Regions from separate parts of the Homo sapiens genome. Here region 1 is linked to region 2. Evidence: read pairs that join two places in POLR2A ChIA-PET (ENCODE). Cell type or tissue: OCI-LY7. All regions are shown on one strand.

Region 1 (4,000 bases), 380 kb after region 2:
GGGGTGCTGTAGCTACCCATTTGGCTTGCTCGCTCCTAAAGCTATGACTGCAGCCATGTAGTCTTTCGTGTTTCACTTGAAACATGCTGACAGATGTGCTGACTGAACATTTTAACCAGTACACTTATTGTGGCTTCTTCTGAAGCTGATTAAGCTACCAAAACAATTCTATGTTCTTCTGCTGATTAAGCTACCAAAACAATTCTGTGTTCCTCTGAAGAACAAAGAAAGGGCAAAACCAAAAACATGAATCAAATAGAGCCAATATGGAAGATGTACAGCTTTAACAGAACATAAGAACTGTGGTGTTCAGTGGCTTTTGGAGGCCACATTCTTTCATGTGGAGAGAACATGGAATGGCTTACTGTCTTGCTATAGTTTGCTTTTACATTAGCACTAGATCTTACACTGGATTAGTCATTACTATTTGTAATGAGTCAATAAAACTTAAAAAATACCTTGGGACAGTTTTTCTAAGCTCAGGAAAATATGACTATAGCTAGGAGAATGATTTATTTCCAATTATTTATTGAGCTGCTATTATGTGATGAAGACTTATTTAAAGAGTAAATATTTTTGCAAGACATAGTCCCTGTCCAGGGGAACTGGTACACCATTGCTGAAACTGGTGTGGGGTCTTGCATGGTTGAAGGAAGTCAAAGCTCTAAGCCAAATTAAGGATTTTCTGGTTGCTGATAGAATATTAGAACTGAAAGGTCTTTCAGATATCGTCTACTCCTCTAATTTTATTTTATGAATATGGTAACTATAATTGTTACTTGTCAAAGATCACCCGGAAATTTAGCAAGAAAGTCATATATGAACATATTTTTCTTTCCTCTAAATCTGATGTTTTTTTCATGATATGACATATATATTTATATTAATTTAAATGGGTCAAATGTAATTTAATTTTACTTTTATTAGTTTAGTGTATGTATGTATATGTATATATAAAACAGTAGTTCTCTCTGGAGATTGGCATTGTACATATACATGTATATATATACACACACACACATATTCTTTGCAATAAAAATGAGATCACATTTAACCTACCATTTTGTACCTCACTTTTTCATCTAACTATTGCATGAATATTTTCAATGTGAATGAATATGTTAAGAATATTACTTTTATTGGGACTGCAAAATAGTCTATTCATCTTGTATTTTACAACATTTTACTTTGATGTAACTTTTAAACACGTTATTTGAGGTCAATATTTCCCTTTGTAAATCATTCTGCAATGAAGATCCACATAATTATATATTTATTCTCCATTCTTTCCTTTATATTTCCAGACCTAGAGTTTCTGGGTCAAAGGAAACACATACATGCAAGACTTTTGATCCACAGTGGGCCCACCAACAACACTTTCCACTCCCAATTTAAAAATCCATAGTTTATATTCAGTGCTGCAGGACTGTAAAATCCATCAAGGGTTAACAGGTCTATAAAAAAATCCAAACAAAACTTCTCAGCCAGAAATATGAAGTCACAATGGCTTAGCATCCACCCAGCAGGGCTGTCATTTCCTGAAATGTATTAGATGGACAGGTGGCATCGATTAAGCTCACAGAAGAAAAGTGTTTGTGATGGAGTCTCCCCATTTCCAGCCTTCAAAGGCAAGAGGATGATGATCTTAGATTTAGCAGTGGCCTCAGGAGGAGGCTTTTGTCACATCCTCATACATCTCTGACTCACATTTGCTAAAGCTGGAATGTAAAATGCATATATGAATTTATAACAACTTAGAAGTCTTCAGATGTTAATTAGAGAGCAAATATATTTACTAGCTGGGGTCATTGTGTCTCCTACCTCTTGTTTGAGTTTGCTTGCTGTGTGTGATTGCTTATCAATATAAGAGTAAATAAGAGTTATAATTTAATTGTTTACTGAAAGCTGCTAGATGTTTGTAATGAAAATACTAAATTCAGTGAGGTTTGCATCTATCTTTTAAAAGTAAGAATAAACATTCTAATATTTAAAAATTGTCAAAGAGAAAAATGCACATGTACTCTTTTTTCAATTTTAACCTCTGGCATTTTGCTGCCTTATGTAGTACGTGCTCTTTGTTTTTCTCGGATAAGAAATAGCTGTAGATGGTTTTTCAAGCATATTGTTTTTAGGTAATGCTTTGAGATTATGCTCCTTCATGATAATACTTGTAGACAGTTTCGAGCATGATGTTTGAGCACAGAAATTAACCTCTATTTGTGTTTCTGAAGCAGTCTGGAAATTCAAGGAAAATTGTTTTGCATTTGATTGTTTTATACCATCTGTGATTTGAATTTTTCATGTAGTAAATTATTAAATGCTATCTCTAAAGGTAAGATTTTTTTTCAGTTAAGTATTTCATTATCTAAGTAAATGCTAATAGAATTTCAGATTAAATTAATATTTAAAATAAATATATATGCAATTATTTTACCATCTTTATTTTATCTCTCAAGTATAAGCTAGTTCATATTTATAAAGGAAAACTGTCAATTTTAAATTTTCATTTTTGTTTACAAATTGATTTTTTTCTGATTATTGGATTCTAGGATAGCTCCAGGAAAGCTTATTAAAATTTTTATTACAGCTCGTTTTTGGATAATGTAGATTTGTACTTGGTAAAGACATTCATGTTAGTAAATATTATCATTTTAGATGAGCCTAGTCTACTTCAAAAATGAAGAAGAGTATATTGCTGTACTTAAATACAGGAAAGGTACATTTGCATGGAATGGAGAGATGTGAGGAAAATAAAAAAGCCCACATAGCATGGATAACTTCTGGCTTAGGGAAGACTCAGGCAGTAACTACGTGACTATTCTGGGTGATCACTAGGTAGTATGAGGGTCTTAGCCACCTGTCTGGGTGGGGTATGCCCAAGTTAAGAGTTGTGTTCCACTTGCCCTTGATAACTCCCTGTCAACCCAAATGTTTGCTCTAGAGAACAGCTTCCCTCTGTTTCATCAGATCCCTTTTCTTCTCATATTATAGTATAAGGCCCACTTCTTTCAGGACAGTTTCTCTAATTAACATCCAATGACCTCCAAACCATCGACATATTAACAATTCTGGATCCTTTCATTTACTCCTCACTTTTGTAATCATTATAGCTCTCATTTTTGTAAATGGGATGTGTGTCTGCATTGCTTCCCTTATTAAACTATAATCATGAATCTGGGATCATGGCTAATCTTGACTGTGTTCCCTGGAACAATAAACAAAATAGTTATAAATCTGAGCATTTCTAAATACATGCAGTCCCTAAGGGGAATTTTATACCAATTTCTTAAACATTATGTGGAAAATATGTTTATTCATTGGATTAAAAGGAGAGGAAGAAAAAGAGATGGGTCTGAGCACTGAAATATTTATCAAAGGTTTGCTTCATGCTGTACAGTGTACTGAAACTTTGTGACATGTTACCTCACATAATCCTTGCCACTGCTCACATGGAGATACTGTTAGATCCACTTACAGATGAGGAAATGGGGAGGTTTTTTTCTAAGTTTTAGGAAGTTCAGAGACTTGGTCTAGGAAACATCATTAGTAAATGGAAGCATTGGGACAAGAACTCAAAAAATATGTGACAGGAAAAACTCCTTCTCTTTGCCAATTCTAACATCTTCCTATTCATTTTCTACTGGGCTTATCTTAATGAAGTGAAGTAATGCTTTAAAACCCCTTTTTACATTTTAAACTTGCAAAGCTTTGGTGCTTAAGGTTTATAGTTCAGTAATTGATTCTACTTTATGGACTGTGAATTCTAGGGTGGATCATTCCACAGTAGATTCCTTATTCACCTTATCTATAAATATAGGACAATTGAATTTTTAATCTGGAAAGGACTCTAGGGATCACTTCATTCTGTACAACCATTATAGAGATTCTCTGGTTCTTAACAAAAATATCCAATTAAAACCTGTTGTGAAAATAAGAAGACAATGATTTTTCATTGCAGCGTAGGGCGGAAAATATCATTTTATTATAATTATTAGTGTAG
Region 2 (4,000 bases):
TCGCTCTATCGCCAGGCTGGAGTGCAGTGGCGCGATGTCGGCTCACTGCAAGCTCCGCCTCCTGGTTCAAGCGATTCTCCTGCCTCAGCCTCTCGAGTAGCTGGGACTACAGGTGCACGCCACCACACCCAGCTAATTTTTTTGTATTTTTAGTAGAGACGGGGTTTCACCATGTTAGCTAGGATGGTCTCAGTTTCCTGACCTTGTGATCTGCCCACCTCAGCCCCTCAAAGTGCTGGGATTACAGGTGTGAGCCACCACGACACCCAGCCTGTTTTTCTGTTTTGTTTTTCTAAAAACACTGTATACTTTTATATTTATTTTTACTGTACCTTTTATATATTTAGTTACATTTAGATAACACACATACCATTGAGTTACAGCTGCCTACAGTCTTCAGTACAGTAACATGCTGTACGGGTGTGTAGCCTTGGAGCAGTAGCCTAGGTGTGTAGTAGGGTGTACACCCTCTAGGTTTGCGTAAGGACACTTTGATGTTTATGCAACAACAAAACAGTCTCATGACACATCTTTCCGGACATAACCCTGTTATAAGGCAATGCATGACTATATTACACTTAATTTGTGAGAATGGAATGTGGTGAAGCATGTTCTAGGCTCAGTGCAGCCAAACTTTGTGGTTGTTGCTTCTGTTTATAGAAGCTCTAACAGTTTGAGATATAGGGTCCCTAGGTGCTTACCTAGGTATTTATAAGTGTCTTTGAATGTGTTGCAATAATTTCAAATAACTTAATGGAATCATATATTTCCCCGGGGAGGGTTGCTTTTTTGTTTTTCTCTACTTTTGATTTTGGTTAAAACTCAAGGTAATCTTATACCAGACACTCTGACAACTTGGTTGACTTGTGATTAATAAAATACTGCAAATTACATCATTTCAATATGGTAGGCAGTTTTAAAACCTGTAGTCACTGGACGAGAGTGAAGTAGAATCTACTGCCCCTACCTCAAACCTCATGTCCCACCATACCATTTCAGGACAGTTCTTTACTTCAGGAGTTTTAGCTTCTCTAGGGTAGATTTGATTTTTATTTTTTCCATAGTCACACATTCAAGAATCTTAACAAACAATTTGTGTATAGATGGAACTTCCCTTCATATATGTCTAATATATTAAAATTGAAATCTACACAGCAGATATGTTTTTCTTGGACTTCTTTGAATAACTGTATCATGCACGCTTCTAGAATTTATTTACTCCTCTAAGAATTCTTTGTTTTGGGAATAAACCTGTGTTGGTCTGGCTTACTTTGGGAATGTTGTTAATGGACATACATGTCTCAGTTGTGCGAACGAAGGCACAAAATTTTGGAGCTGGAAGGCTCATGACTTTTCAGAATTATGCAGTGGGTTTACGGACAGTCTCCTTTTTGGTGGATGATGTGGAAATCTTCAAGAGGGATTGGTGGATATTGAAGCAGCTTGTGACAGATTTCCTCTTCCAGGTGCCTCCAAATGTTAGTTTGGTATCAGATGATTTGGTCAGCTCCTTTAATTTTTAATTTTTATTTTTTTGAGAAAGGGTTTTGGTCTGTTGCCCAGGCTGGAGTTCAGTGGCACAATCATGGCTCGCTGCAGCCTTGACCTGCCAAGATCAAGCGATCCTCCCTCCTCAGCCTCCTGAGTAGCTGGGACCACAGGTGTACACCCCAATGCCTGGCTAATTTTTAATTTTTTTTTTTGTAGAGACAGGGTCTCACTTCTTTGGCTAGGTTGGTCTTGGACTCCTGGGCTCAAGAAATTCTCCAGCCTTGGCCTCCCAAAATGTTGGGATTACAAGTGTGAGCCACTGCACCTGGCCAGCTACTTTAATATGAAATGAAAAATTGGAAGATAAAATGTTATCATTATTCTATTATTATTCAGGAGACAGATGGGACAATTTGCAAGTAGAAATGGGGATGACAATGATTAGGGACTAAGTTTTTAAAAATAATGAGAATTTATATATCTATCAAAATCAACATGTCCAGATCTTCATGTCACTTCCCCCATCAACTCCATCCTTGGTTTTCTTCTTATGACAAAATAAAGAATGAACCCTTAAAAATAACAAACAACAGAAGACAGAAGACATTTCTCATGAATTTTTGACGCATGTTTGTTGCTATTATTGTGCTCTATTTCCTATAGTTGCTTGTTTAAGCGTTTAAAAAAAATTCATTGAAATTTATCATTTTTCTCTTAAACCAACTCAAAATTTCGTGTGTGTGTGTGTGTGTGTGTGTGTATGTGAAAAATGTCCCTAGGATCAGCTCTATTTGCATTGGTATTTCCAGTGGAAATGTCAAGTGTGACCTTTTTCTTGTTTGGGTGTCTAATCCTATTTTAAAGCCCTGTCACGCCCCTGCCAAGGGTCAGTGCCCTTGTGAATAGAACTTCAGCACCTGCTACCCCTTTCTTCTCCTCTTCTTCCCCTCTGAGTAGAACTGGAGGATGTTCCGGATGGCAAACAAAACAATACTATGCTTCAATGACTGCAGTGCTAGAAAATAATTCCAGACTTGACAATTTGGCAGAGTAAGTTTTGAAACCATGAGAAAATAAACACAAAAAAAGCAAACCTGAAAAGAGGAAAAGAATAAACGTGCAGGAACATTGCATTTCATTGCTGCAAATATCAAGACTAACACCCCCTTGAACTTTTAAGCTGATGAGATAGGGGCTCTGAAAAAAGACCAGCTCTAGCAAATACAGGCTGCTAAAATCAGTGTCATTGACATTTCACCTTTGGAAAAAATTATTAACATAAAAAATTGTGGGAAATATAATGGAGGAAATTCAGATTATTATAGTAACTGGGTTTGGTTTCTCCATTTCCTAAAGTAGAATTTTGAATAATGATGCTTAGCAGAGCTGAATTAAGCAGTAAATGAATGTAGACAATTTGAATAGCAAAGGGATTGTATGCTCATGCTTATTATCATTTAAAGATAATGTTCTATAAAAGTCAGCTCTGTTTGCCAGTGCTTCGGTTGAATTATAATTTCCCATCACAGAAATTATTAGGGAATTAAATAATTTTGTGTTGGAACATAGCCATATTTAAATGTGTAGTTTCTCACTGAAGTTCGTTATCAACAGTTTTATCTGACAATATCTCACCACAAAATTCCTAAGGGAACAATCTTTTCTGGCCGCATTAATGTTCTCACTGTTTTTCCTAAAATCATGCTAATTCCCACTTTTTCATATGAAATAAAGCCTTAGTGATGTTTTCTCATATTGAAATCCAAGTGTATTTTCTCTTTTACTTTGTACCATGCTCCGCAATCTGGTTTGGTACACAGCGCTTCCATACACGTATCTCTGCTTTTCCCTCATCACCTTATATTCTGATCCTGCAATAGTTTCTTGTGTGCCACCACAAGAGTAACCATTCTAAGAGATCATATGACACTCTTCCTCAAATACCTCCAAACCCGAAATTAAATATAAATGTATAATTGATTATGATAAGGCATAATCAAACTAGATTGAATGAAAATATGTAGAGATAGGGAGTGCCATGACCCAGAAAGCTTCAGAAAGCAATGGAAGTGAGAGTGACCTAGAATTGGGATGAGGTGGGGCTTGAAACAAGCCTTGAAGAAATGGGAGTATTTGGTGAGAAGTGACAATGGAGCATGTGTCCTCTTTTAGGGAACAGTGACCAAAGACATAAAAGCATTTTCGAGTATGGCTAATACAGCAGTTTGGCTAGCATGGCATGTCATAGGAGATGAATCTAAAAAGTAGGTTAGGATTTGCTTGTGGCTGGCCATGATTATCCGTTTACACATCTTTGTCCTCTGGATTTTGGGAAGCCATGAAAGATGTTTGGGCAGGGTAGTGATATTATCATCTAGGAAGACTCACTCACTGGAAATGTACAGGACAGACTGGCTGCGGATAGAAGGCCGGAGGCAGATAAACTGGTTAGAAGACAGGGATAGAATGCCCGAGGCAGAGAAACTGGTTAGAAGACAGTTGCTGTAAT

What was found. ChIA-PET counts read pairs that join two places held together with the same protein. Peaks named below come from ENCODE experiments on the same cell type or tissue, not always from the same donor. Only the 100,000 strongest peaks of a DNase experiment are listed, where the experiment ranks them.
Region 1: POLR2A ChIA-PET joins it to region 2 with 11 read pairs; 2 of 35 experiments call an interaction of 5 or more read pairs at or near these places.

Annotation. Positions count from the first base shown.
Region 1 is chr4:123,837,026-123,841,025 of GRCh38, forward strand. The region is part of intron 4 of LINC01091 (long intergenic non-protein coding RNA 1091); the gene reads left to right. Among named protein-coding and RNA genes, the nearest start is that of LINC01091, 190 kb to the left of the region's middle. In OCI-LY7, no CTCF peak of the experiment used is centred here; no DNase peak of the experiment used is centred here.
Region 2 is chr4:123,461,681-123,465,680 of GRCh38, forward strand. No RefSeq gene overlaps it. Among named protein-coding and RNA genes, the nearest start is that of TRC-GCA2-1, 45 kb to the right of the region's middle. RefSeq lists an enhancer at 593-3,619. In OCI-LY7, no CTCF peak of the experiment used is centred here; a DNase peak (open chromatin) is centred at 2,391; H3K4me3 peaks cover 1,028 bases; H3K27ac peaks cover 1,141 bases.